2 separate regions of the Homo sapiens genome follow, and region 1 is linked to region 2. Evidence: read pairs that join two places in POLR2A ChIA-PET (ENCODE). Cell type or tissue: PC-9. All regions are shown on one strand. Links, peaks and the distances in the headings refer to the core of each region. The heading gives the core; the rest is flanking DNA. Region 1 overlaps TAOK3 (TAO kinase 3). Region 2 overlaps TAOK3 (TAO kinase 3).

Region 1 (13,274 bases), core at 5,142-13,141, 100 kb after region 2:
TTAAATAAGTTGAGGCTGGGAGCAGTAGCTCACGCCTATAATTCCAGTACTTTGGGAGGCTGATGCGGGCGGATTACTTGAGGCCAGGAGTTCGAGACCAGCCTGGCCAATATGGTGAAACCCTGTCTCTACTACATATATAAAAATTAGCCAGGCGTGGTGGTGGCCGCCTGTAATCCCAGCTACTCAAGAGGCTGTGGTGGGAAGATCACTTGAGCCTGGGAGGCAGAGGTTGCAGTGAGCTGAGATTGTACCACTGCACTCCAGCCTGGATGACAGAGCAAGATCCTGTCTTAAAAAAAGAAAAAAGTATGTACGTATGTATGTGTGTGTGTGTGTATATATATATATGTATATCTTGAGTAAGTTGAGAGGAAAAGACTATTACTTGAATTATTAATGGTTTTCATATGTACTTTCAATGAACTGTTACATTTGGAGTATGGAGAAGACAAGTAGACATAATTATGAGACAAGGCAACCTCTATAGATAAAAAATACACATATATACATACATAAATGTAGGCATGTATATATGTAATACAGTCTTATTATAAAATATAAGTAATCCTGAAAACCAAAGTCCCCCTTAGGATTAATCTTACTTTCTGCTGTACTGTTCAATACAATAGCAAGTAGGCACGTTAACTATTAAAATTTAAAATTTATTTTCTCAGTCACACTAGCCACATTTCACATGTTACTCTTTTGGACAATCTAGAAATAGAACTGTCCCATCATCAAAGAAAGTTCTATCAGATAGCACTGCTCCAGGGATTATCACTGATATATATTCTGGTATAAATTCTTTTATAATTTTTTTTTCACGCTTAATTCACTTTATTTTTCTTGTATAAAAACCCTATGTTGTAGCCACAGCTGGATCCTGAGTCCGCTGCACGGAGACTCTGGTGTGGGTCTTAACGAGGTGGTCAGTGAATTCCTGATAGGGAGACTTGGTAAATACAGTCTCCTTCCAGAGGTCGGGGGTCAGGTAGCTGTAGGTCTTAGAAATGGCATCAAAGGTGGCCTTGGCGAAGTTGCCCAGGGTGGCAGTGCAGCCCCGGGCTGAGGTGTAGCAGTCATCGATACCAGCCATCATGAGCAGCTTCTTAGGCACAGGTGCGGAGACGATGCCAGTGCCCCTGGGTGCAGGGATGAGGCGCACCAGCACAGAGCCGCAGCGGCCTGTCACCTTGCAAGGGACAGTGTGGGGCTTGCCGATCTTGTTCCCCCAGTAGCCTCTGCGCACGGGGACAATGGAGAGCTTGGCCAGGATGATGGCCCCACGGATGGCGGTGGCCACCTCCTTGGAGCACTTAACACCCAGACCGACGTGGCCATTGTAGTCCCCGATAGCAACAAACGCCTTGAACCTGGTGCGCTGGCTGGCACGGGTCTGCTTCTGCACTGGCATAATCTTCAAAACCTCATCCTTGAGAGAGGCCCCCAGGAAGAAATCAATGATCTCTGATTCCTTAATGGGCAGGGAGAAGAGATAGATCTCCTCCAGGGACTTGATCTTCATGTCCTTGACCAAGCGGCCCAACTTGGTGACGGGCATCCACTCCTTATCCTCGGCCTTGCCTCCGCGAGCTCCGCGGCCTCGGCCCCGGCCCCGTCCACGGCCGCGACCCCGGCCCCGGATGCCACTGCCGAAACCTCCGCGGAAGCCACCGCGGTTCCCCATCCCAGGGCCACCAGGGCCTCCGTGCCCCCCCGCTGCACCGGCGTCATCCGCCATTTGTTGTTTTCTCGGAAAAGAAGCAATTCTTTTATAATTTTTTCTACACGTATACTCACATTATTACTATTTTGCAAAAATTGGATTCTACTTTATAGCTTGTTTTTGACCAAAACATTTTTAACATCTTTTCATATTGCATTGCACATAGATTACCTCATTCCTTAAGTGGTTATTTTATTATATGGTCATATCATATTTATTTATTTAACTGGTTCTCCATTGATGGACAGTTTACAAGGTGAAGCCAGAATGGGTCATTTGGGAATATGACATTTTTTGTTTGGTTTGATATATTAAACCCTAATCATTTTTTATATTACAATCTTTACATGTATCCAGAAAAGAATATAGATAAACTATACATTAAAATGGGAGTGGAGATGTCTATTTAGCCTATCAAAAAGTGAAGCATCTTTGAACTGTGATACTGCAGTATGGAGATATTATTTTAAATATAATATGAGGCCAGGCACGGTGGCTAACGTCTGTAATCCCAGCACTTTGGGAGGCTGAGGCGGGCAGATCACGTGAGGTCAGGAGTTTGAGACCAGCCTGGCCAAAATGGTGAAACCCCATCTCTACTAAAAATATAAAAATTAGCCAGGTGTGGTGGTGGGTGCCTATAATCCGCAGTTACTTGAGAGGCTGAAGCAGGAGAATAGCTTGAACCCGGGAGGCAGAGGCTACAGTGAGCCAAGATCGTGCCCCAGTGCACTCCAGCATGAGCAACACAGCTCGATTCTTTCTCCAAAAATAAAATAAAACACCTGTAATCTCAGCACTTTGGGAGGCCGAGGCGGGCGGATCATTTGAAGTCAGGAGTTTAAGACCAGCCTGGTCAACATGGTGGAACCCCATTTCTACTAAAAATACAAAAAACATTAGCGTGGCATGGTGGTGCGTGCCTGTAATCCCTGCTGCTTGGGAGGCTGAAACAGGAGAATCGCTTGAACCCAAGAGGTAGAGGTTGCAGTGAGCTGCACTCCAGCCTGAGCGACAGAATGAGACTGTCAATAAATAAATATATAAATAAATAGTCTCTAGTCAAATATTTAAGTTAAATTGGCTGAAACATCACTAATTCTTTTTCTTTTTCTTCTACCCTCTTAACACAGGCTACAAATGCTCACACCAGTGAGGTGGTGGCAATTAAGAAGATGTCCTATAGTGGGAAGCAGACCCATGAGGTGAGATAGAGACAGTTGTATACCTAAACTGAAATAAACAAGTTAGTATGAAATTAACAAAATTCTGGCCGGGCGCGGTGGTTCACGCCTGTAATCCCAGCACTTTGCGAGGCCGAGGTGGGCGGCTCACGAGGTCGGGAGATTGAGACCATCCTGGCTAACATGATGAAACCCCATCTCTACTAAAAATACAAAAAATTAGCCGGGCGTGGTGGCGGGCGCCTGTAGTCCCAGCTACTCAGGAGACTGAGGCAGGAGAATGGCGTGAACCCGGGAGGCGGAGCTTGCAGTGAGCCGAGATCACGCCGCTGCACTCCAGCCTGGGTGACAGAGCGAGGCTCTGTCTCAAAAAAAAAAAAAGAAAAAGAAAAAAGAAATTAACAAAATTCTTTAAACTTTTTTTTAGAACAATTTTTTTTTCCTTCTTGTGGAGCATATAATAAAAGTTCCTGAAGTTTTTCATACAAATGTGTGAACATTCATAATTATTTTTAAAAAGGCTAATGTTCTAGCTCAATTAACTATTTTGCAGGCTGGATGAGGTGGCTTAGGCCTGTAATCCCAGCACTTTGGGAAGCCAAGGCTGGAGGATCGCTTGAGCCCAGGAGCTCAAGACAAGCCTGGGCAATATGGTGAGACCCCACCTCTACAAAACATCAAACAAACTAGCTGGGTGTGGTGGTGTGTGCCTGTAGTCCAGCCACTCGGGAGGCTCAAGTGGGAAGATTGCTTGAGCCTGGGATGTGGAGGCTTCAGTGAGCTGTGACTGCAACACTGTACTCTAGCCTGGGTGCCTGAAAAGGAAAAAAACTATTTTGCAGACCAGAACATGGGTATGTGTAATGGCTTTTTTGTAATGTATTTGGTGATAGATTTGTGTTTACATGTATTCAAACTAAAGAAATGGCATGTTTAGGCCGGGCACAGTGTCTCACGCCTGTGATCCCAGCACTTTGGGAGGCCAAGGTGGGCGGATCACCTGAGGTCAGGAGTTCGAGACCAGCCTGGCCAACACGGAGAAACCTCGTCTCTACTAAAAATACAAAAAAATTAGTTTGGTCTGGTGGTGCACGCCTGTAGTCCCAGCTACTTGGGAGGCACGAGAATCACTTGAACCTTGAACCGGGCAGCAGAGGTTGCAGTGAGCCGAGATCGTGCCACTGCAGTCCAGCCTGGGCGATAGAGCAAGACTCTGTCTCAATTAAAAACAAAAAGAGAGAGAGAAAGAAATAGCATGTTTAAATAGCTTCTTCATTTATTAAACATTTACTTTATGTCCATTTACAATAATATAAATGATATATACGTATACTTGATAGGAAATACTATTTTCCTATCAAAAATTAAATTAAAATGTTCCTTTTCTGACTTCAATAGAAATGGCAAGATATTCTTAAGGAAGTTAAATTTTTACGACAATTGAAGCATCCTAATACTATTGAGTACAAAGGCTGTTACTTGAAAGAACACACTGCTTGGGTAAGTCGAAGGACCTCTATTATCTTTTACTATTACATTTTTTTCTTTTTCTTTTTTTTCTATTATCTATTTGATCTGTAAAATTACTAATTTCATTTCTGTTCCATTTAACTTTTGTTATCAGTATTTAACATTTGTTAATACTTTGGTGTGTCACTTGGTATATATTCTGTAAGATTAAATGATATCTAGCCTATTAGAAATTCCATTCTATAAACACTCAGAAAGAGATGGTGAAAAGTTGACATCATTTTATAATTATTTGTTTGTAAAAGTAAAAGGCACAGCCTTATATTCTCATCCTAGAATTTTTATCTTTGTCATTTCTCATCCTCCACTCCAGTTCCCCCCATATTTGGAATTGTTCTTGATGTTTTAATTGCTATGTGATTTTTACCAAACAGGGGCCACCATATGATTAAAATAAGAGACTTTTGTTCCACTCTGTCATCTTATTGTGATATATATATATAAATATATATACACATGCACACACACACAGACACACACACACTCATATATATATATATATTTTGTTTGTTTGTTTGTTTGTTTGGAGACAGATTCACTCTTGTTGCCCAGGCTGGAGTGCAGTGGTGCGATCTCAGCTGACTACAACCTCTGCCTCCTGGGTTCAAGTGATTCTTGAACCTCAGCCTCCTGAGTAGCTGGGACTACAGGCACATGCCACCACACCCAGCTAATTTTTTGTATTTTTAGTAGAGATAGGGTTCACCATGTTGGCCACGCTGGTCTCCAACTCCTGACCTCAGGTGATCCACCTGCCTCAGCCTCCCAAAGTGCTGGGATTACAGGCATGAGCCATTGTGCTCGGCCCTTAGTATATTTTTATATGATTGTATTTCTGGTTTTAGGTTGGCACATTAGGCACATTTAGGATGTGAAAATGTTATGCTTTCTACTTTTTCAAATTGCACATTCCTACTTAAACTCCAATTTAACTAGCATTTATTGTTTACCATGTACCAACTCCTTTCCTGTATGTGATCTCTAATTAGGGAATGGAATTTTGTTCTTAAATAGACTATCAAACAGTATACTAAACATACATATTTCTGTTCAAGGAACTTTTATGTAGAGCTATTGCTTCCATTCTGAAAATAAGAAATTAATCAAAGACATATCTCATTGTCTAGAAATCAGTTCTCTGGCAATCTCAGCTGTCTTGAAGGAGTCAAGAAAGGGATTTCAAGCAGGCAGAATAAATGTTACAAAATCCAAGTGCTAAAATCTCATGTATTTCAAGTCTTCAGAAAATCCTTCACACTGTTACTTGAAGCTCGTTTTTCTCTTTTTTTTTTTTTTTGAGACAGAGTTTTGCTCTTGTTGCCCAGGCTGGAGTGCAATGGCGCGATCTCGGCTGACTGCAACCTCCACCTCCCGGGTTCAAGTGATTCTCCTGTCTCAGCCACCGGAGTACCACACCCGGCTAATTTTGTGTATTTAGTAGAGACGGGGTTTCTCCATGTTGGTCAGGCTGGTCTCGAACTCCCGACCTCAGGTGATCCGCCCACCTCGGCCTCCCAAAGTGCTGGAATTACAGGCATGAGCCACTGCACCCGGCCACCTGTTTATTCTTAGATTATATAGACTGCTAATAAGCATGGCTACCTGGTTTCTGTCTACAACTGGTTTGATAGACCAATCAGAAAGAGCTCTAAGGAACTGAGCTGTTAGATACATGCATACAAACAGGCACAAGAATAATTTAACCATACGGAAAAAGTCAGGGGAGCTAGAAGGCAGAGCTAATCATTTAAAGGCAGAGCAGCCAGAGCTGTTTAGTGTCAGGAGCAAACAACCATCTCAGGTGCCTTTGTGTTATAGAATAATAGGGGAAAAAATATTTGTGACAAAAATGCTGAGTTTTTAAACATGTAATTTAAAACATTTAATGCAGCTAGAAACATATTCATTCTATTCAGTTTTAAAGTTCTATATTCACATTTCATATGCTTGGTTTAAGGAGGTTATGTATGCATATTCAGTTACTTTTAAAAATTAGAAAATTATGTAATAAAATTTAGAAATGCTTTCATCAAAATTGATTAAAGAAAAAGTAGGGCACATAAAGGCTAGTGTTCATTATAACATTTACTCATGTAGAATCTTCCATTTTATAATAAGAAATAAGATTAATGTTTCTGAATCTGTTTGTTTTTAATGTCAAGCAGAAAACTATAGTATGGTTTCTAAATTTTAAACTTCTAAACCTCTCATTGTTCTAAATTATTCCAGAAATGCAAGGTACATACTATATAAATATATAACTGTAAAACTATAAAATATAAGACATAATCATATGTAATATATAAATAGTATTATAAGTATGTTATATCTAATTTAATTGCATTCTATATAATATAGACACAGTATACTTATATTTATAATATGTTCATATATATTGATATTTATAATATATAACTATAAAAGTATAATAGTTTCTAAATTTTAAACTTCTAGACATCACATATTCTAAATTATCTCAGTAATGCAAGGTACATAATATAAATATATTTTCACATTAATTTTTTTAATGAAAGGAACTAATATGTTGATATTGGTTATGTCTAGTTTATTATAGGAAATTTATATTTCATAATGAGCATCTACTATTCTTTTAAATAACAATAATTTGTAGGAGTGTGAATGCTTGCATGTGTGTGTGGAGATTGGTTGCTGAACCCTGATAGTTTTGACCTTGACTACAAATCAGTAGTCTTGGGCACCTAAAAATCTAGGATAAGAAGGGCCAGGTGCAGTGGCTTATGCCTGTAATCCCAGGACTTTGGGAGGCCTAGGTGGGTGGATCACGAGGTCAGGAGATCAAGACCAGGCTGGCCAACATGGTGAAACCCCGTCCCTACTAAAAATACAAAGAAAAAAAAGAAATCGAGGATAAGAGTACAGAAAGAGGCCGGGCACGGTGGCTCACACCTGTAATCCCAACACTTTGGGAGGCTGAGGCGGGCAGATCACCTGAGGTCAGGAGTTTGAGACCAGCCTGACCAACATGGAGAAACCCCGTCTCTACTAAAAATACAAAATTAGCCGCGTGTGGTGGCGCATGCCTGTAATCCCAGCTACTCGGGAGGCTGAGGCAGGAGAAGTGCTTGAACCCAGGAGGTAGAGGTTGCAGTGAGCCAAGATCGTGCCATTGCACTCCAGCCTGGGCAACAAGAGTGAACTCCGTCTCAAAAAAAAAAAAAAAAAAAGAGTAAAGAAAGAGGTTTCTCACTTTTGCTTTTAGAAAGCCTCCGCAGATTGCAAACCCAATAACTATCGATAGCCTCCACCTCTCGAGTTCCAGCGATTCTCCGTCCTTAGCCTCCCAAGTAGCTGGGACCACAGGTGCAAGCCACCATGCCAAGCTAATTTTTTGTATTTTTAGTAGAGATGGGGTTTCACCATGTTGACTAGGCTGGTCTTGAACTCCTGGCCTCAGGTGATCCACCTGCCTCAGCCTCCCAAAGTGCTGGGATTACAGGCGTGAGCCGCTGCACCTAGCCTATCAATAGTATTATAATAATATTATTCTGGAAATATTTTAAGATCTAAATGTAAATAACACATATATCTCAGGGATTCAAGGTAATGTAATGATACATAGCAGGCTACATCTTCAGATTCAGTTCAAAACAATATCTGTTTCTTGTTTAAAACTTTTTAAAGTGTGAAAAAAAGGAATTTACTACTTACTGGTTTATTTTATTTAACTGGTATAACCCCAAAATAGATTTTACTGGCTCGTGTATTTGTTTGCCACTTTCTGAGTTACAAATTTATAGTACAACATAGTCACCTGAATCCTTTTTGAAATAAAGTAGTGAAGGAGTTAATAAATAAATTGGCAATCTTGGCTTCACCATTTATAGTGAATATTTCTATATCTAGTCCCCCAATAATCTTTAGGCCAATTTCAAACAAGAAATAATAAAAACTGAGATGATGAAAATTATAAAAATCAATTAGTGCCAGATGACAAAAATTCAGTCCAAGTTCGGGTAGATCAGAATATTTATTCACCTAGTATTCTTAGTTCCTTGATTGGTTGTTTAGTTGGTTTCAGCAGTTTTTAAATTAACTTTCATTATTCTGAATATTATTTTAATCTCTTATAGTTGGTGATGGAATATTGCTTAGGCTCAGCCTCTGATTTATTAGAAGGTAAGAAAGAAGGAATTAAACTCTCCTTTCTGTTTTACTTTGATCAGAATGTTATCTACCGCCATACTAAAGTGTAGTTTGGGCAGTCTAATTGAATGATGGCTTGAGCTTTAGGGTGGTGTGGATAAGCCATGCACACTTCCTCTCTTCAATGCCACTGAAAGTGTCTGAGTGATGTTAGCAGTCTTCCTGCTGTTTTAGTTCATGGCCCATCCAGGGCAGGTACTACCAAAATGTTTGGCTAATGTGATATGGTACATGTAGCCAAAAACATCATATTCATGGGTATATGTGAAAGAGAGGTAGATAGTCTCACGTTATATTGATGTTAAACCCTTTCAGAAATCTTGACTGACCCCATTCCTCTCTGCAGATGCTGCTATAACCAGAGGCTGTGTTAAAAATTTACTTTAAAAAAAATATCTTGAGCCAGGCACAGAGGCTAACACCTATAATACCAGCTACTTAGGAGTCTGAGACAGGAGGATCACTTGAGCCCAGGAATTCAAGGCTGCAGTGAGCTTTGATTGAAACACTGCACTCCAGCCTGGGTAACAGAGTGAGACCCCTGTCTCAAAAAAAAAAAAAAAATTAAATCACTGTTGATCTCTGAATAGAAATTGCTTATTAGCTTCTTTCACAAATAATGAAAACCTGTAGTTTGAAGGGGTAATTAAAGATGGCTTTGTGGCAGAGGAGGAAAATGTAACCTAGAACACTCCAGACATTGAAATGTTGGAAGGGACTGGTTAATTTGGGCCTGGTTAATTGGAATCAGTGTGGCTTGGCTTGCAACTGATAAGTAAATTAACAATGCATCATTTAAGGAATATCAGGCTTTCTTTGTTTTATTTTTGTTTTGAAGGGTCATTTGTGTTTATATACTTGGGTTTCCTGTTGTCTGATCACTTATTATCTTCTATAGAAGATCTAGGTGAATGTGTTCCCAAATTGTCATGTGAGAAAGTATGTAACCCAGTCTGGTATAGCTGTATAAAATAATAAAATGAGGAATGAAACTGATCATCTACTGACTTTTTTTTTTTTCCTTCCTCAGTTCATAAAAAACCACTTCAGGAAGTGGAGATCGCTGCCATTACTCATGGAGCCTTGCATGGACTAGCCTACCTACATTCTCATGCATTGATTCATAGGTAAGATTAGAGACCAGTTATGTTTCTTTTCAGTTGCAGGACTGTCTATTCCAGGAACCTTGAAAATTAGTGCATGCTCCAATTTTTAGGTTGCCTAAGCATTCATGGGAAGCAAATAGATTGCTGCTTCTGGATATAAAGGATAAAGTTGCCAGAATTTAGCTTCTATCTCTTATTCTCTCCTACGTATCCACAATTATATCATCTTTGTTCAGTAGGTAACTGTTCTCCAGGCTAAATGTTGCAGGGAAATTTGAAAAAGGGCCCACCAATCTTTAGATACTGTGTCATGAAGAAAAGAAAAGAAAATTAACCTTCCTTGCATATATTTATCTGTTAGCAGAGTTATTGTCCCTTTCCTATTACAAATAACAAGCTAGTCTTATATAAATATATGCTATTTTATAACTTTAAAATATTTCTCATTTCTATAGTTCATATAGATACTTAGGAAGATATTATCTTTACTGTATTTTGGCATATGAAGAGACCAGGGCTCAGAAAGACTTAACTTGCCCAGAGTTTCACAGAATTTAAGTAATATGTTAAGGATTGAAACTCAAGTTTCTTGACTCCTATTCTAGGGCTTTTCTCTGCCTTGTATTTTCTCTACCACAACCACACTCTCCTCCCTGCAACCTCCCTCCCTCCATTAACTTCTAGAGAAACATGTTACCAATCTTTTCTTCTCTCAGTAATGAACTTTTAGTACAGTTACATTAATGAATGAGGGGAGGAGGAGTGAAATATTAGGTATGAAGAATCTGAGATGGCTCACAAATGAAAGAAAACAACTGGCATTTACTAGGAAGAAGTGAAACTATTGGGTTATGGTTCCTCTTTTGCTTCTGTTTTAATCACCCCAGTGTAGCCATGACCACTTACTGGTACCACAAAAGCAGAACTTCCTAAAGATAGGCAGACCGAAATCCTGCTGGGAATTAAGGACAAAGAGTGAACCTAATCATGTTAATAAATACTGATTAAATAAAATTATCATAATGTCTATGGATCTGACAACTTTTTGTAAATATATGTCTTTGGTACCAAGGTGTTAATACTACTGCCAACTTGCTTGTGATTATTTTGCCTGCTCTCATTTAAAGCTACAGTTCAGTTTTTTGTGCCATTATTACCTTAATCTGCACATTAACTTAATGTTTTAGTCTGTATTATGCTTTATCTTCTTTAGTATGTAAAATAATTTGTTGAAGAGTCAAAATACTTATAAATAATGTTTTTTTAATTTAAAAGTAAATACTGTGTCTCAGATTTTTATTGTTTTGATTTTAAAGGCAATTCAATCTCCTAACTAAAGATAAGTAGAGAAAATATATTTTTCTGTTGTGAAGAAAAATAAATAATGCATTTTTTTTTAGTTCTGTCTGCCAATGCCTAATGTCACCATGAGGAAGGAAACTGAATTTTCAAGGGAAGTTTTTATAAAAGTTATTTTGAAGCATTTGAACCTTATCATTTTCAGCTTGACATAAATTTCCTCATCTTCTCTGTTTTATCTTTTCACTGACCATCAACTTCCAATTCATGGTTTCTAGTGCTCATTACACCTCATGCCTTTTTTAAAAAGAATAAGGAGTACATCCACACCTTCTCATTCTAAATTACCATAATGAAAAATGAATTTTTTGAATTATATTTTTAAAACTTTTTGCTATATAATACCTCTATTAGCTTTAGTAGTAACCACGTGCAATTCTTTGTAGTAATACAATAGAAATGTAATTTCCTAACCCCTAATCCTTGTTTGTTTTGATCTTTCAGGGTCTTCTTTTTACTGTACAGAGTTATTTTTAAAATATCACCTTCTATATAACATGTACCTCAAATGCCTTAGAGTTGCAGTTACAATTAAAGACAGAGAGAAAGGGTCACAGGCAAGAAAGAAAAGGTATGTGTGTAGTTGAGGTTTATTGGTAGGTGGTCAATACGGAATCATTGCAGGTTTGTTTAGGCTCCAAAAATGTCACATAATTTGGAAAAGCAGAAAAAGCAGTTAAAATTGGCACCAATTTTCTCAGCACAGGGAATACTATTGATAACTGGATTTAGCCTTTAAGAATATGCCTTTGTAAGTGTAGCAGCTGAATAGGTTTTCTTGTTCGCCATGTCTGCCTTTTTTCTCATTTGTATTCCCTCCCTCTGAAGAAAGCTCTACCTTTAAGTAACTAGTATGACCTACCTGCAAGTACACCCAGGAATCTGGGCCCCCTTACAACATGCAGTAATTACTAAATCTCCTTCTGGCTATCTGAGCAAGGTTTGTTTTGTTTGTTTGTTTGTTCGTTTAAATAAACTTTTTGTCTTATTAATTGCATGCTCTGACCTATTCCATAATCAAAATTGAAAAGTAATTTTCTAACCCTTTTTTTTTTTCCTATAGGGATATTAAAGCAGGAAATATTCTTCTAACAGAGCCAGGTCAGGTAAAACTAGCTGATTTTGGATCTGCTTCAATGGCTTCTCCTGCCAACTCCTTCGTGGGCACACCTTACTGGTATGTAGAATTAGGCTATATGACATAGTTTTAAAATCTGCATACATGAACTCAACTATGGTGCTGGTTTGGCTTGGTTTTGTGACAGTGTCTTACCAATATGCCTCAAAACGAGGTTTCATTTGAGAAGGATAGAAAGCCCACTGGCATAAAAAGAAACACTCTGGCTTTGTATAAAATTTACAATGACTTTAAATTGTGTAGTTAAGGTTGGTGTCACTGTGTGTAAACTGAGCAGGATTATCAATTCACTGACCAAGTTCAGGTTTTCGATTTCATTTGCAGTTTCTTTTGAACTTTTCTCTTGAGGCAAAGCCTCCAGGTAAGGACAGGGCAGCTTCTTTCACCTTCCCTGACTAGCCAACAAGCAGAGATGGTACCTTTCAGTGAAAGAAATCCAAGTTCTTGTCTTTGTTGAGTTCTGATAGGTTACCTAGCTTGTCAGTCTGGCTCAGAGTTTTTCACCCTATTCTTTTCCAGATTATTTTCCTTCCTTTCCTAGACACGTTGGAATTTCATTATGCCTTACAGAATGACTTAGATCTCTGCAAAATTACTTGTCTACTAAAAAAAATCAGCTAGTCTTTGAATTTTTTTCTATCACCAAATAACATTTACTAAGCAACTGCTTACACATCATAATAGAGTACAGTTCTGTTCAAAGCATATTAAACAGATAGGGCCCCTGCCCTCCTAATGAAGATGCATTATGGACAAACAAGTAAAGTAACATCCATTACTACAACCTAGGGTTTTTGTAGGTTTTAGTATCTTTGGAACAGCTGATTATATTGCTTTATATGGCTCCATAAAGTATTTTTCATGTTGTTTAATTATTTTAAAAGAATATGGCCAGGTGTGGTGGCCTATGCCTGTAATCCCAGCTACTCGGGAGGCTGAGGCATGAGAATCGCTTGAACCCAGGAGGTAGAGGCTGCAGTAAGCCAAGATGGCGCCACTGCACCCCAACCTGGGCTACAAAGTAAGACTCTCAACAACAACAA
Region 2 (17,320 bases), core at 4,097-12,096:
TTGGCCAGGGTGGTCTCAAAGTCCTGACCTCAAGTGATCCGCCTGCCTCAGCCTCCCAAAGTGCTGGGATTACAGGCATGAACCACCACACCTGGCCTTTTTTTTTTCTTTTTCTTTTCTTTTTTTTTTTTTTGAGACGGAGTTTTGGTCTTGTTGCCCAGGCTGGAGTACAATGGCACGACCTCAGCTCACTGCAACCTCCACCTCCCAGGTTCAAGCGATTCTCCTGCCTCAGCCTCCCGAGTAGCTGGGATTACAGGTGCCCACCACCATACCCAGCTAATTTTTTGTATTTTTAGTAGAGACAGAGTTTCACCATGTTGGCCAAGCTGGTCTCGAACTCCTGACCTAAGGTGATCCACCTGCCTCAGCCTCCCAAAGTGCTGGGATTACAGGCGTGAGTCACCATGCCTGGCCTCAAATTTGTCTTGTAGCTGAAGACCCGTCATTTAAACTTGTTACTCCATAGGATGGACAACAACAATAACAATTGCTGAATGAGTGCTTGTTAGGTGCTAGGTATTACAATACATGCTTTATATAATGAGTATCTCAACGAACCTCTATAATGGATATTTGTGTAGATTCACATACATATTCTTACATAGACTTTACAGGGGTGTATACTGATGTTCAGAGAGGTTAGGTGGTTTGTTCAAGATCTGTGGCAGAACCTGGACTTAAACTCAGTTCTATGCCTGTGTTTATAACTGTTGGGCCATGTACCCCTCATTGTGAAGATTGGAATTAAATAACTCTGTACTGTTCTATTAGTGCCTACAGGATAAGTGCTACGTGGCCCCAAGATGTCATTCATATATGACAATACAAAAGCTGGTTAGATAACATGGCAACAATAAAAAGTTGTGGACTATTCAGTGAAGTTATGGGCTATTCAATACAGTTTAGGATTTTTAAAAAATCATTTTAGGCATGCAAAATAACTATCAGATTTTATTCATTTGAAATAATAATTTTATGTTATATTGTGAGTCTCACAGTGACTTTGTAAGGCATTATATCCTCACTTTGTAGATGAGGTTATGAAGGCTTAGAGAAGTTCAGCTGCATCCTAAAGACGCCACAGTTAAGTAAGAGAGTTAAGTGACTTGGCTGAAACCTAGATTTGCTGATTGAAAGGTCAGAGCTCTTTTCCTTTATACCACAAATTGAAGCTGTCATTTGGGGCATGAAACTAATAACTGTTTTTTGTGTTTTTTTTAATTTAGATAAAATTTTATGATATAAAACTTACCTTTTTAAATTATGAAATTCAGGTTTTTAGTATATTTGTGATGTTGTTACAATATCTAACCTCACCACTATCTAACTCTAGAACATTTTCATTACACCAAAAAGAATTTTGTACCTGTTAGCAGCCACTCTCAATTATCCCCAACCCCTGGTAAGCACTAATTTACTTTCTGTCTCTATGGATTTGCCTACTCTGGACATTTTGTATAACTGGAACAAGACAATATGTGTCTTTTTGTGTCTGACATCTTCACTTAGCATAATGTTTCAAGATTCATCCACATTGTAGCGTACATCAGTGATGATTCCTTTTTATGGCCAAATAATATTTCATTATATCTGTGTGCCACATTCTGATTATTCAAGAGTTGATGGATATTTTGGCTGCTTCTACTTTTTGGATATTAATAATGTTTCTGTGACAGTAAATATACAAGTTTTTAAATGAACATATTTTTCCATTCTCTTGGGTATATACCTAGAGTGGAATTGCTCATAATTACTTTTTGTAAAATAATTAAAATGAAAATGCTTTGAAATGATTTGAATCAGCCAGCGCGGTGGCTCATGCCTGTAATCCCAGCACTTTGGGAGGCCAAGGTGGGCGGTCACCTGAGGTCAGGAGTTTGAGACCAGCCTGGGCAACATGGTGAAACCCCAACTCTACTAAAAATACAAAAATTAGCTGGGTGTGGTGGTGAGCACCTGTAATCCCAGCTACTCAAGAGCCTGAGGCAAGAGAATTGCTTGAACCGCCTGGGAGGCAGAGGTTGCAGTGGGCCAAGAACGCGCCACTGCACTCCAGCCTGGGCAACAAGAGTGAGACCCGGGCAACAAGAGTGAGACCCGGGCAACAAGAGTGAGACCCGTTCTCAAAAAAAAAAAAAAAAAAAAGAAATTATTTTTTTTCTCCCCCCTCACAAAAACACACATAATATTGTGTATTTAGCTAATTCTTATCCCATATCTTTTCTTCAGAAATAAGGCAGAGGCTGGGCGCAGTGGCTCACGCCTGTAATCCCATCACTTTGGGAGGCTGAGACGGGTGGATCAAGAGGTCAGGAGATCGAGACCATTCTGGCTAACATGGTGAAACCCTGTCTCTACTAAAAATACAAAAAATTAGCCAGGCGTGGTGGCGGGCACCTGTAGTCCGAGCTACTCGGGTAGTTGAGGCAGGAGAATGGCGTGAGCCCGGGAGGCAGAGCTTGCAGTGAGCCAAGATTGTGCCACTGCACTCCAGCCTGGGTGACAGAGCGAGACTCCGTCTCAAAAAAAAAAAAAAGAAAGAAAGAAAGAAATAAGGCAGAAGCAGACTTAGACTTTAGCTCAGAGGCTGGACAAGTAGTCTTTAATTCCAGATGAATAGTCTGTGTTTAACACTGCCTCCTCCATTGAAGGCACTATGGAAAGCGAATAAGAATCCTGATGCAAGTCATATTCAATTAATGGAATTAAGAAAGGTCCATGTCCTTTAAAGGCAAAATAGAATGACATCAAGGTCAGCAAGAAGCTGTCAGGTACTTTCTATACATGAAGAAGGAAGAGATTACTTCCGTACTAGGGAGATGGGGTAACATGGAGATGGAGTTTGAACTGAGTCTTGAATTGTGGATACCTTTTCAGCAGGCGTGGTGGACATAATCAATGTATTTTTTGGCCTACAGACATAGTGAACAAAATGTAGGATATTCAGGGATAGTGGCAAATCAAAAGCCTTAGAGCCACATAACAGGAGGTTTGAACTTTGAACAGTAGATAGTGAGGAACCATTTAAGATATTTGAATAGAAAAGACTGATGCAATCAGAGCCTTTGAAAGATTACTCTATCAATAGTTTGTAGAATGACTTAAAGGAAGAAAGAAATTGAGAATGAGAACTTGGACTAGTAGTGAGGTTCTGGAACTAGGACAGCCTCAATGGAAAAGGAGAAAAGCAGCTTGTGAGAGATTTATTGAGGGCATTAACGGCTTGGCATAGAGAGCTAAAAGAACAGGAGTGAATCAGATAAATGAGAGAAAGTGCAGGGTAGAGAGGGGAAGCTCAGCACAGAATTTTGTGTTAAGAGGTTGAGAGAAGTAGGATAAGCCAGAAGAGGTGGGTTGGAAAGAAACTCCTAGAGGACAGTGCCACACAAACCAAGAAACAACCTTGTAAGGAGATGCGGCATAGAGGTTATGGAAGGATATGACCTGAGAGGACTCCTGTTGGACTTGGAAATGAGGAGGCTGGAGCTAGTGAGTTGCCAGAGCATCTTCCTGTCAGGAAAAGCTCCCCCTCCTCCCCTCAATAAATGATACCTTGAGCATGCTGTAGGCCAAAAGGAGGAGTTGGGAGAGAGGAAGCAACTGCGGATTGAAGAAAAATGAGAGGGGTGCATTAATGAAGTGAGAAGGTAGTAGGATAAAGAATTAAGAGGTCATTTGGACTGGGCCTTGTGGCTCACACCTGTAATCCCAGCACTTGGGGAGGCCTAAGTAGAAGGATTGCCAGAGCCCAGGAGTTCAAGCCTAGCCTGGGCAATAAAGTGAGATCTCATCTCTACAAATGATAATTTTTTTAAAAAAATTAGCTGGGTGTGGTGACACGTGTCTGCGGTCCCAGCTACTCAGGAGGCTGAGGTGGAGGATCACTTGAGCACGGGCAGTCAAGGCTTCAGTGAGCCAGGATCATGATCGTGCCACCGCACTCTAGCCTGGGTGACAGAGCGAGACCTGGTCTAAAAAAAGAAAAAAGGCCTATTGTTGGACAGAAGTGCTTGGCCTGATAAAGGAAAACTGAAGGAGGAAGACGAATGCATATACAGAGAAATTTTTAAATTGAGGAAGCTTACATAATGGCTTCACTGTAAAATTTATACTATTATTGCTTATTAGTAGTACCTACAGATAGAATAGTAACTACAGATAGACAAGTTAGATTTAGAAAATACCTTGCATTATCTCAGGCACATGTAGAAAGATTAAACTTTCCATTCTGTATAAATGTTTCATTCTTTTAGCTATGCATTGAACATATCTTTGCCTATGCTTTTAAATGCATTTGCCTGCCAAAACATAGCTATGTGATGTAATTATATAGACTACCAGTTAGGCCTGTTGAGTCCACATTTCTGCTAATTATTCAAGCTGTGTATTCTGAGTGCTAATAATAGTGGGAACTCAAGTACAGTATTTTGTTTAAAAATTAGTTTATAACCTTCAGTTTGAAATTTTTGTATAAATGTTTTATTCTTTCTAAAAGATGCCCCAAAACAATATTTTGTATTTTCTATAGAATAGAAATTTATTAGTAGTATGTTCTATAGCTTAGCAGGCACACTGTACAATTATTCATTTCATTGAAAGTAATGACAAATATATGTCACTTTGAAATTATAATTTCCCTGTTTTAAGATGTTGCCAAATCAGTTCTTTATCAGTCCTGATGTTGGGAGTTTCCAACTAGAAGACTTATTAGTAAATGAGTAGATGTGGAAGCTAAGCCTCCTTCATTACCCTTAACCCTTTCTCCTCTTCTCAACAAAGTGGTGAGAAGTCCCTGACCTAAGATAGTTCTTTTCATATATTTTTAATAGCTATACAAGTAATACATGTTTTTTGCTTTAATAAATAAAAAATACATGTGAGTAGTTAGAACAAAATAAAATTTATATTCTATACCTAGATATATTTTGACAGCCTTTCAGAATTTTTTTTAGGTAAAGTATTTTTAGGAATAGTAATTAGGACAGTTATAGTACATATATTGTTTTCTATGCTGCTTTATTTCTTTTACTTTAACAGTATATCATTACCGTATCAATATTCATCTGTCTCTAAATATAACTTCCACTTCATTTTCAAGCCTGCATGCATTGTTGCATGGATTTTTCAAAGTGGATTTTTTTTCTTAGTCTTTATTCTTACAAAGTGTTCTAAGTCGCTCCTTAATCAATATCTCTGTCCCCAATACAACTCTTGGTTTCTTTCCAGTTATAAGGAGATTCTACATCAGGTAGACCATAAGAACTTGGTTTCCAGGAGCATGAGTTCATTTTTTTTTTTCAAGCAGGATGGGTGAGCAGCATTATTACATTGTATGTCCTGACAAAGGCACTCATGGCTTGAAAACTGTCTGTTTTTTTCTCCACCCACCAGAACATAAGCTAGTGTCTGACATTTCTTTTGAGCAGCCAGGGCTTGAAAGCATGCACTTATCTTCCCAAACACATGGCTTTTTCCTTGGTCTTCATCTGCTCTACAGGAGCTCCTGCTACAAGTCTTCTCTTAGACTATCACCAGCCTTCCTTCCTCTTCTATTCCTGCCTGTTCAGGATTTGTTTATTTTGTTCGTTTTGCATTCAAACTTCTTGGTTATGAACCCTTTTGAGATCATCCTTAAGAAAGGAGAAATGTTGAATTTGTCCAAAGTAACCGGTTATTACAGGCATTTAATTAATGAATATTTCTTGTCCATTTTGAAGACTATATTTCAGCCTCCTTAATTTAATCTATTCTACTTTGTATCATTTTTTAAGTTTCTATCATGATTGGCCTTAAAAAATAGACATTTCATTCCCATCTTAGTAAAAGTCTTACTTCAAATTTATGTCACTACACTAAATATAAATACAATTTTAGTGGAAGCTGCTTCCAGAAAGTGGATATGGTTCAGTAAGATTGGTTTTTTAACACTTTGCTTAATAAGTAAGTGATTCAGTAGACTAACCTCATGAAATTTGCTAGTGATCCTTTAACTGGCTAACACCTTGGAAAAACAGATTAAGGTTCTAATTAGCATTGACAAGGTGAAGAGGGGCATGGGTATTAACAAGAGGAAGTTAACCAAAGACATGCTGGGTGATTCAATAAAGGACTAAAGAAATAAAGTGTAAATATAACAGGGGGCACCATACTTTGAAAAAGCATGAGAAAAATAAAAATAAATGTTATTAATTATCAGAAAATAAAGTACTATTATTTTTAAAGCCATAACACTGTTAATAGTATTTTTAACAGTGATATTATTAATTGGTCATGATTTATTTTGCAGTTAAGAGGAAGCCTTATTTATTTATTTTTTTTACTTCTGCAAAATTTTTCCCATTCGTTTCAAATATGAATTGAGACAGTGGAGAGAGAGGCAAATGCAAGTGTTAAAAAACAGGACTGTGAAATCAAAAAGTTCCAATTGCCATGTATTTTTTGCGTTATTGAATATGCTGTAAAGTGGTATTGTTGATACCACATTTCTTAGGTGGGATTTCCATCATTCTCAAAATATGAATAGGTATTGTTGATGTGAACACTGCTTCTCCCCTGTGAGCCAGGCAAGATGAATGGATGTGTTACAATGTGGTCATCTGTTTTGTATATTAACAGAGATTTACACCTGCACTTTTGTATAGTAACTGAACAAATCAACTCTGTAATTGCCTTACCTGAATCAGGTGGAATGTATTTACTATGACACATGCTTTTGTCTTGTTTTAAAATAATCAAGAGCTTGAATCTTTGTATTTTGGTAAATCAGGAAAAAAAATTCAGACTGCATACAAGATAAAGGACTCAATACATTAGGGGCTCTGGGAGAAAATGAATGAAGTCAATCTAAACAATAAAAGAAACAGCATTGAAGTCAGACCATTGCCAATGTTCTAAATTTGTAAAATCCACACAGGGTTTTGTTTCTTTTCTTAATCTTGTAGAGCTTGGAACAAATAAATTCTAGTGGATTTTTTTTTTTTTTAGACAGTCTCGCTCTGTCCCCCAGGCTGGAGTGCAGTGGCACCATCTCAGCTCACTGCAAGCTCCACCTCCTAGGTTCATGCCATTCTCCTGCCTCAGCCTCCTGAGTAGCTGGGACTACAGGCATCTGCCACCATGCCCGGCTAATTTTTTGTATTTTTAGTAGAGACAGGGTTTCACCATGTTAGCCAGGATGGTCTCGATCTCCTGACCTCGTGATCCACCTGCCTCGGCCTCCCAAAGTGCTGGGATTACAGGTGTGAGCCACCGCGCCCAGCCTCTAGTGGATTTTTTATAAGACTCATAGAGTTAACAAAAATTAAATCTCAAAAATTCTCATATTTAAATTGCTGACTTTAAATACTTCCTTTAAACTAAATGTATTAATGATTTAATTTGGTATCATTCTGATACTTTATTCTGCAGTTTGCAGGTGCACCCCATACAGTTCCCTGCACATATCAAATGCTCAACTAGTATCTTAAATTGTTTTACTGGGCATTCTGATTCCTAGGTTTAATGTAAAGGGTCACTTACATAGAGTGCACTGAGACTCATGAATTTCTTTTTTTTTTTTTTTTTTGAGACAGGGACTCACTCTGTCGCCTAGGCTGGAGTGCAATGGCACAATCTGAGCTCACTGTAACCTCCGCCTTCTGGGTTCAAGCGATTCTCCCACCCCACCCTCCTGAGTAGCTAGGATTACAGGCACCCGCCATCATGCCTGGCTAATTTTTGTATTTTTGTAGAGACAGGGTTTCACCATGTTGGCCAGGCTGGTCTTGAACTCCTGACCTCTGGTGATCTGCCCATCTCAGCCTCCCAAAGTGCTGGGATTGCAGGCATGAGCCACCGCACCTGGCCACGAATTTCTATTAAAAATTTATGTTTTGATTAATAAATTTACTCCACAATGAAATGCTATCTAGAATTTGCCAATAGATGTAGCAGGAACCACTGATAGTTTTTTTTTTTAAGCCTAAGAAACAGTATCTGAAGTTGATATGCAAATATTGCAAGACTTCTTCATTTCTCTCTCTCTCTCTCTCTCTTTTTTTTTTTTTTTTTTTTTTTAGCAGACAGAGGCTTACTCTGTGGCCCAGGCTGGAGTGCAATGGCAGGATCGCCACTCACTGTAACCTTGGCCTCCCAGATGCAAGTGATCCTCCTGCCTCAGCCTCCCCAGTACCTGGGACTACAGGCACCTGCTACCTTGCCTGGCTAATTTTTGTATTTTTTGTAAAGACAGGGTTTCTCCATGTTGCCCTGGCTGGTCTCGAACTCCTGAGCTCAAGCAATCTGCTTGCCTCAGCCGGGAAAATTGCTGGGATTTCAGGTGTGAGCTGTAGAGCCCAGATGACTTTTTAATTTCTAACTGGGGTTTCAAATGTCCCAAAACAGAGTACAATGAGATATTTTATACTGCATGTTTTATTTATTGATAGTACACAATTTTATATTATCTTGTCATGGCATAGTAAAAAGTCTGGCTTTAACTATGTTGATTTCTGCATGCTTCTGTGGATGACACGTTTCTAACCTTTATTGTTTCAAATTTTAAATGAAATGTACTATTTTATTACTTGTATAACAAGGTATTTTCAACATGTCAAAGGAAATATTAGCTTTACCAACCTTTATGAAAGGATCAAAGTCAAGGCTATTTCATGTTGTGCTAATAAAACTTTTCCTGATCATACTTACATAGTAGTATCTGTTAACAAATTAGAACACAGCCTGTAGCTGTGAGCAGATTGCTTCCTCGTGGTAGCTTTCTCACTGGAAACACCAATAATGTAGTAATACCAAAGCTGCCTACTCTGAGGTGAGGAAGCCACATAATTGCTCCCAACTCTGAAATCCTGTGATTTCAAGTTAATTTCAAATGAAGGAGAAAGTATTTGGTCAAAGTAAAATAGTGAAAATGTTAAAAAAAAAATGAGAGATCACAGAAGGTTTTAATTTTTTGGTTTGTTTTTTGTTTTTTGAGACAGAGTCTCACTCTGTTGTCCAGGCAGTAGTGCAGTGGTACAATCATAGCTCACTGCAACCTTGACCTCCTGGGCTCAAGCCATCCTCCTGCCTCAGCCTCCCAAGTAGCTGGAACTACAAGGTGTGCCACCACACCTGGTTAATTTTTTAATTTTTTGTAGACATTAGATTTCACTATATTGCCCAGGCTGCTCTCCAACTCCAGGGCTCAGGCAGTCCACCTGCCTAGGCCTCCCAAAGTGCTGGGATTATTACAGGCATTAGCCACCACACCTAGCCAACACAGAAGGGTTTTTTTAGCATGGTTTAGTGGAATTCCTTGATAAAAATAATATTAAAACTTGTGAATGAAGGAAGTGTTTTGATAAAAGGCAAAAATGAAGTCAACCCTCCCCTCCTTTTCTCCTAAGTACTTAACTTGATCATGTGTCCATACATTTGTAGTACACATAGTCAACGTTGCCCTGCTAGGGCAACTTAATCTGGTTTTTATATTAGATTTAATTATTTATTAAAACTTCTAAGTTTAATTTTTAAAATGCATTGCATTATTGCCATTAAAACAAAATTTGGACAGATGGACCTAATTTGGACTCATATAGAAAAAAATGGAATAAAAGAAATTTATGGGACCATTTAGGAGATTTGAAAATTTGACCTTGTATTTTATGGCATTAAAAAATTATCGTTAAATTTTTAGGTTAAAAAAAAAAATTTAGGCTGGTGCTGTGGCTCACTCCTGTAATCCCAGCACTTTGGGAAGCCGAGGCAGGCGGATCACTTGAGGTCAGATGTTTGAAACCAGTCTAGCCAACATGGCGAAACCCTGTCTCTACTAAAAATACAAAAAATTAGCCAGGCATGGCGGCAGGTGCCTGTACTCCCAGCTACTCAGGAGGCTGAGGACGAACAAGAATACCTTGAACCTGGGGCAGGGCAGCAGAGGTTGCAGTCAGCTGAGATGGCGCCACTGCACTCCAGCCTGGGCAACAGAGTGAGACTCTGTCTCAAAAAAAAAAAAAAAATTAGATATATTAATGGTAGAGTTAATGTTTTTTGTTTCTTTTTGTTCTTTTGAGACAGGGTCTCACTTGCTGCCCAGGCTGTCGTGCAGTGGTGTAATCGTGGCTCACTGCAGCCTTGACTACCTGTGCTCAAGCAGTCCTCCTTCCTTGGCCTCCCAAAGCACTGGGAGTACAGGCATGAGCCACCATGTGCGGCCAATGTTTTTTTTTTTTTTTATGGTTCTTATCTTTTAGACATACATTCTGAATATTTATAGATGAAATGATTTATTTAGGATTTGTTTCAAAATAACGGAGTGCTGTGGGAAGTACGTGGGCCATGAATTGATAACTGTTAAAGCTGGGTATGAGGCAGTTTATTATATTCTTCTGTTACTTTTTTATTTAACATTTTCTATAATTAGAAAGTCCAAAAAATAATATTTAATAACCATCTATGAGGTTTATAAAAATGATTTAGATGTCTTTATTCCTTGTAAAATGACATAAAAGCATTACCTACAATAAATTCCACCCCATTTTCTTTTCATAAAAAATTTTTCTTCTCATAATCCATATTCCTTATTCTCTGCTGTGAGAAAAGAGCTCTTAAAATTGTCACATGATGTCAAAAGAAAACAAGGGGGAGAAGGAGTCACTTTACTGTGCCTACAATGAATTTTATATAACACCTTTACTTTTCTTCCCTTTCCAACCTGATTAAAAATTTTTTTGCTCTTGGGAGGGAAGGTGGGGTGTCCACAGGCAAGTTATTGTTACATTATAGTTAACATTCAACTGTATCTGCATCTTATCACAAACAAATACATGTATATATACACAGAAATATGTGGAAAGTACTTAGTCACTCTCCATATTTCAGGCATATGGTTTATTCTCTCCAGAGATCAATATCTTAGTTACTGAAGCTGTATCTAATTTTTTGCTAAAATAGTTATTTTGTGTTTTAAGAGAAATAAGTGTAATTCCTCAGTAGCAGGAATGGTATGTGGAAGTGATCGTTTTTTGGTGGTTAAGATATTAATAATTTGACAACATGCAAGATTTTGTGAAATATGAATAGTAGTTTATTATTTCAAACTTTTAAAAGTTGGGAAAAGAGGAATTTCAAATTAAAATCTATAAAGTATTGGAAGAATCTATAGAAAAGAGCAACTAAAGCCGGGCGCGGTGGCTCACTTCTGTAATCCCAGCGCTTTGGGAAGCCGAGGCGGGACTATCCTGGCCAACATGGTGAAACCCCGTCTCTACTAAAAATACAAAAATTAGCTGGGCATGGTGGCGCGCCTGTAGTCCCAGCTACTCGGGAGGCTGAGGCAGAATCGCTTGAACCCGGGAGGTGGAGGTTGCAGTGAGCCGAGATCGCACCACTGCATTCCAGCCTGGGCGACAGAGTAAGACCCCGTCTCGAAAAAAAAAAAGAGCAACTAAAATGCTTAATAAATATCTCTCTTTCAAAGCCCTCTGATATGATTCATTACACAGATTTAAAGATAACAATGTTATAAACCGTTCAGGAGAGTAGTTTTGAAGACTTAACTTCCATTAACGCAGTGTATTTGAGAATTGAGTTTTCCGGAAAATTGAGGCTGAGGCAGGAGAATCGCCTGAACGCTGGAGGCGGAGGTTGCGGTGAGCCGAGATCGCGCCATTGCACTCCAGCCTGGGCAACAAGAGCGAAACTCCATCTCAAAAAAAAAAAAAAAAAAAAAAAAAAGTATGATGAAGAACGGAGAATTTTCATTTACTTCCAACTCTTGTGTTGGTTTCTCAGCTTGTCTCTTCTCCCTGCTGTGAATCCTATCACTGCCTTTAGAGTTAACTTAATAAGTGACAAATCTGATTATCATTCACTGGCTTCAAAACTCTAGTGTCACCACGTTGTTCATGTGAAAGTCCAAATCTCTTTCCTGTAGCATCCACAGTTCTAGCTTCATCCTTTGCCTCTCTCAGTAAAGAACTATAAACTCAAGCAGCACACCACACTCTTTGCTGGTCCCAGGGTACGCAATGCTTTTCTTATCACATTGTGCATTTGAATGTTCTATTCTCTTTGCTTGGAGTGGTTTTTCTCCACTTCCCATCTCCTATCTTGTAAGACACAACTAAAAGATCACATCTTTAAAGCCTCCCCAGTTCCCTCAGACAGGGCTAGTTATTCATTTGCTCCGTTTTCTCTTTTTTTTTTTTTTTTTTTTTTTTTTTTGAGACGGAGTCTCACTCTGTCGACCACACTGCAGTGCAGTGGCACGATCTTGGCTCACTGCAACCTCTGCCTCCCAGGTTCAAGTGATTCTCCTGCCTCAGCCTCCTGAGTAGCTGGGACTACAGGCGCGTGGCCACCACGCCTGGCTAATTTTTGTATTTTTAGTAGAGACAGGGTTTCACCACATTGGCCAGGCTGGTCTCGAGCTCCTGACCTTGTGATCCGCCCACCTCGGCCTCCCAAAGTGCTGGGATTACAGGCCTGAGCCACCAAGCCCAGCCCACTTCCTCTGTTTTCATAAACACCTTTTGTACTGTATTGTAACCATTTGGTGGTAATCATCCCTTCTATTGATTGATTGATGCAATCATTCATTCATTTGGAGGTATTAATCTAAAAGGTACTATGTTCCAGACACTGTTTGGTACTGGAAATAGAGTTATTAAAACAGTCGCTGTCTCTTCCCTCTGTTAGTGAAGGACACATATGTTAAAGAATCACAAAAACATCCATATAATCACAATTGTGACATCTGTGAAGGTGGGGTCTCTGTTCAGTATCTCTCTGTATATTGCCCACCTTCCATCTTCCCACCCGCATCCCACCAGCACATAAGCTAATGCTTCACACAAAAGAGCAACTCAATAAATGCTTAAAGAAGTGAATGATGAATATATAACTGTACATGAGCTACATGGATTTCTTTTAAACTTTTTATTTTGAAATAATTGTAGATTTACACGCACTTGTAAGAAATAATACTGAGAGGTCGGGTGTACCCTTTATCTAATTTCCCTTAACAATAAGATCATACAAATCTATAAGATGGTATCACAGCCAGAATATTGATATTGATACAGTTCCCCATCCTTGTTCAGATTTCCTCAGTTTTACATGTGTGTATATTTAGGTCTATGAAATTTTCCCATGTCGGTTTATATATCCACCACAATGGTCAAGATTGAAGAAGTGTTATCATGAGGCTACATTATCACAGCTACTTCCCTCCCATCCCCCTTCCACCACCCTCTATCCAAAATCCCTGGCAACCACTAATCTGTTCTTCATGTCTATAATTTTGTCATTTCAAGAATGTTATACAAATGAAATCATTCAGTATGTAACCTTTGTGGATTTTTTTCCCACCCAGTGTAATTCTCTGACGATTTAACTGAGTTGTGTGTCAATAGTTAATACCTTTTTGTTGTTGAGTAATTTTCCATGGTATGGATGTATTATAGTTTGTTTAATCCTTTATCCATTAAAGAATATCTGGGTTGTTTCCAGCGTTTGGCGATTAGGAATAAAGCTGCTGTGAACATTCTCGTACAAGTTTTTATGTAAACATAATTCTCCATTTCCCTGGGACAAATGCCCAGGAATGCAACTGCTGCGTTGTATGGTAATTATGTGTTTGGTTTTATAAGAAACTGTCACACTATTTTCCAGAGTGGCTGTACCATTCTACATGTAAGAGAGTAGTTGGGCACTGAAAAATCCAGTTTCTCCATATCCTCACCAGCATTTGGTGTTGTCATTATTTTTTATTTTAATCATTCTGATAGGTAAGTAGTAATATTTTCTCGTGGCTTTAATTTACATTTCCCTAATAGTTAACAAAATTGAACATCTTTTCATATGTTTATTTGCCATTTCCATTTGTAAATCCTCTTTAGTGAAATTCCTGTTTTATGTCTTTTGCCCATTTTCTTTTTTCTTTATTTTTTGAGACAGAGTCTCCTTCTGTTGCCCAGGCTGGAGTGCAGTGGTGCAATCTTAGCTCACTGCAACCTCTGCCTCCCAGGTTGAAGCGATTCTCATGCCTCCGCCTCCCCAGTAGTTGTGATTACAGGTGGGCAGCTAATTTGTATATCTTTAGTAGAGACAGGGTTTCGCCATGTTGGCCAGGCTGGTCATGAACTCCTGGCCTCAAGTGATCCTCCTGCGTCGGCTTCCCAAAGTGCTGGTATTATAGGTGTGAGCCACTGCCCCCAGCCTCTTTGCCCTTTTTGTAATTGGAGTTTTTTTTGCTGTAATTTACTGTTGGGTTTTGAGTTTTTGATATTTTTTACATACTAGTCCTTTGTCAGATATGTGGTTTGCAAATACTTTCTGTCTGTAGCTTGCATTTTCATCTTTTTAATGGGTCTTTTGCAGAGCAGTGGTTTTAAATTTTGATTAGGTACAATTTATTGATTTTTTTTTCTTTCCCTGAGTCATGCTTTTGGTGTCTCAGAATTCTTTGCCTATTCCTAGATCCCCCAAATTTTCTCCTATACTTTTTTCCTAAATATTTTATAGTTTTATGTTTACATTTAAATCTGTAATTGATTTTGAGTTAATTTTTGTATAAGATAAGAGGTTTAGGTCATGGTTTATTTTTTTGCCTATGTTCATCCCATTCCTCCAGCACCATTTGTTGAAAAGGAATTTTTTCTCCGTTGAATCACTTTGTAAATAATCACCTTTGTAAATAAATCAGATGGACATATCCGTGTATGTCTATTTCTGGGTTCTTTCTTTATTCTGTTCAGTAGACCTATATTTTTATCTCTCTACCAGCACAAACTGCCTTGATTACTGTAGCTACATAGGAAGACTTAATATTGAGTAAAGTGATTCCTCATATTCTTCCTTTTCAAGATTGTTTAGTCATTCTAGCTCTTTTGCCTGTCCATGTAAACGTCAGATTTAGCTTGCCTATGTCTACGAAAATCCGTGCTGGGATTTTGATAGGAATTGTATTAAAACTATATACAATTTGGGGATAATTGACGTCTTTTCTATGTTGAGTCTTTCAATCTGTGAATATGGTATGTCTCTTCATTTACTTAGATTTCTTTAATCAACATTTTGGAATTGTCACCATGAATATTTATAGACATGTTTTTAAAGTTTATATCTAAGCATTTTATTTTGCTTAAAGTAATTATAAGTGATAGTTTTTGTTTTATTTTTGAGATAAAGTCTCACTCTGTCGCCCAGACTGGAGTGCAGTGGCACCATCTCCACTCACTGCAGCCTCTGCCTCCTGGGTCCAAGCAATTCTTCCTCAGCCTCCCAAGTAGCTAGGATTACAGGTGCCCACCACCACGCCCGGGTAATTTTTTGTATTTTTAGTAGACACAGGGTTTCACCATGTTGACCAGACTAGTCTTGAACTCCTGACCTCAAGTTGATCCACCCAGCTCGGCCTTCCAAAGTGCTGGGATTACAGGCGTGAGACACCATGCCTGGCTGTGTTAATTCTTCTTTAATATTTGGTAAAAATTTTCAAGGAAGCCAGCTGGGCTTGGGAAATTCTTTTCCAGGAGGCTTTTCATTACAAAGGCAATGTCTTTCATGGTTAAAGAACTACTCAAGATATCAGTTTGTGGTTTTAGAGAAATTGAGAAATCGGTCAATTTCTTCTAAGTTGTCAAATTTGTGAGCATAAAGTTGTTCATAGTATTCCCCTACTATCCTTTTAATAGCTTCAAGATCTGTATTACCTCCTGTCTCACTTCTGATATTAGTGATTTATCTCTTCTTTTTTTATGTTATTGTGGTAAGAACATTTAACATGTGATTTACTCTTGAAACAGATTTTTTTTTTTTTTTTTGAGACATAGTTTTGCTCTTGTTGCCCAGGCTGAAGTGGGATGGCGCAACCTTGGCTCACTGAAACCTCCACCTCCCAGGTTCAAGTGATTCTCCTGCCTCAGCCTGCCAAGTAGCGGGATTACAGGCATATACCACCACACCATGCCTGGCTACTTTTTTGTATTTTTAGTAGAGTTGGGGTTTCACCATGTTGGCCAGGCTGGTCTCAAACTCCCGACCTCAGGTGATCCACCCATCTCAGCCTCCCAAAGTGCTGGGATTACAGGCATGAGCCACTAAGCCCGGCCTTTTTTTTTTTTTGGAGACGGAGTCTTGCTCTGTCACCCAAGCCCCAAGCTGGAGTGCAAGGGCACAATCTCTGCTCACCACAACCTCTGCCTCCTGGGTTCAAGTGATTCTCCCGCCTCAGCCTCCCTAATAGCTGGGATTACAGGCTCGTGCCACCACGCCCAGCTAATTTTTTGTATGTTTAGTAGAGACGAGAGTTTCACCATGTTGGCCAGGCTGGTCTCAAACTTCTGACCTCATGATCTGCCCACCTCAGCCTCCCAAAGTGCTGGGATTGCAGGTGTGAGCCACCACACCCGGCCTCCGAAACAAATTTTTCAGTATCCAATACAGTATTGTTATCTATAGGTACAGTGTTGTACAGCAAATCTCTAGAACTTACTCATATTACAAAGCTGAAATTTTATACTGGTTGATTAGCAACTCCCCATTTCTCCCTAGCCCTCGGCCCTGGCAACCTTTGCTTCTATGAGTTAGATTATTTTAGATAGCTTATATAAGTTGAGTCATGATATTTATCCTTGTGTGACCCACTTATTTCACTTAGTATAATGCTCTCAAAGTTCATCATGTCACATATTGCAAGATTTCCTTTTTTAAAGTTGGATAATATTTCATTGTATACTACATATATATACCACAATTTTAAAAAAGTATTTGTTCATCCATTGATGGACATTAGATTAATTTCACATCTTGGCAATGCTAGTATCCCTTCAATATCATTATTTCTTTTTTCTTTTTTTTTTTTTTTTTTTGGAGATGGGAGTTTTGCTCTTTTTGCTCAGGCTGGAGTGCAATGGTGCAATCTCGGCTCACTGCAACCTCTGCCTTCTGGGTTCAAGCGATTCTCCTGCCTCAGCCTCCTGAGTAGCTGGGATTACAGGCATGCACCACCACGCCTGGCTAATTTTGTATTTTTAGTAGAGATGGGGTTTCTCCATGTTGGTCAGGCTGGTCTCGAACTCCTGACCTCAGGTGGTCTGCCCGCCTCGGCCTCCCAAAGTGCTGGGATTACAGGCGTGAGCCTCCACACCCAGCCTCAATTTTTTTTTTTTTTTATAAAATACCCAGAACTGGACTGCTGAATCGTATGGTAGTTCTATTTTTAATTTTTTGAGGAAAAAAAATTACCTTTGTCCTTATTTTTGTCAGTCTTGCTGCAGGTTTACAAATTTTATTGATTTTTTTTTCAAATAACTAGTTTTGATTTCATTGATTT

The links. ChIA-PET counts read pairs that join two places held together with the same protein. Peaks named below come from ENCODE experiments on the same cell type or tissue, not always from the same donor. Only the 100,000 strongest peaks of a DNase experiment are listed, where the experiment ranks them.
Region 1: POLR2A ChIA-PET joins it to region 2 with 19 read pairs; 5 of 35 experiments call an interaction of 5 or more read pairs at or near these places.

The regions. Positions count from the first base shown.
Region 1 is chr12:118,234,554-118,247,827 of GRCh38, reverse strand. TAOK3 (TAO kinase 3) reads left to right here. Exons shown (of 21, transcript NM_016281.4): 4 at 2,863-2,934; 5 at 4,312-4,413; 6 at 8,556-8,601; 7 at 9,659-9,755; 8 at 12,157-12,270. It also overlaps the pseudogene RPS2P5. Among named protein-coding and RNA genes, the nearest start is that of PEBP1, 110 kb to the right of the region's middle. RefSeq lists enhancers at 10,258-10,307, 10,448-10,517. In PC-9, for the core only: no CTCF peak of the experiment used is centred there; a DNase peak (open chromatin) is centred at 9,737; H3K4me3 peaks cover 598 bases; H3K27ac peaks cover 3,413 bases.
Region 2 is chr12:118,333,674-118,350,993 of GRCh38, reverse strand. All of the region lies in intron 1 of TAOK3 (TAO kinase 3), which reads left to right. Among named protein-coding and RNA genes, the nearest start is that of TAOK3, 31 kb to the left of the region's middle. RefSeq lists a silencer at 9,581-9,808. In PC-9, for the core only: no CTCF peak of the experiment used is centred there; no DNase peak of the experiment used is centred there.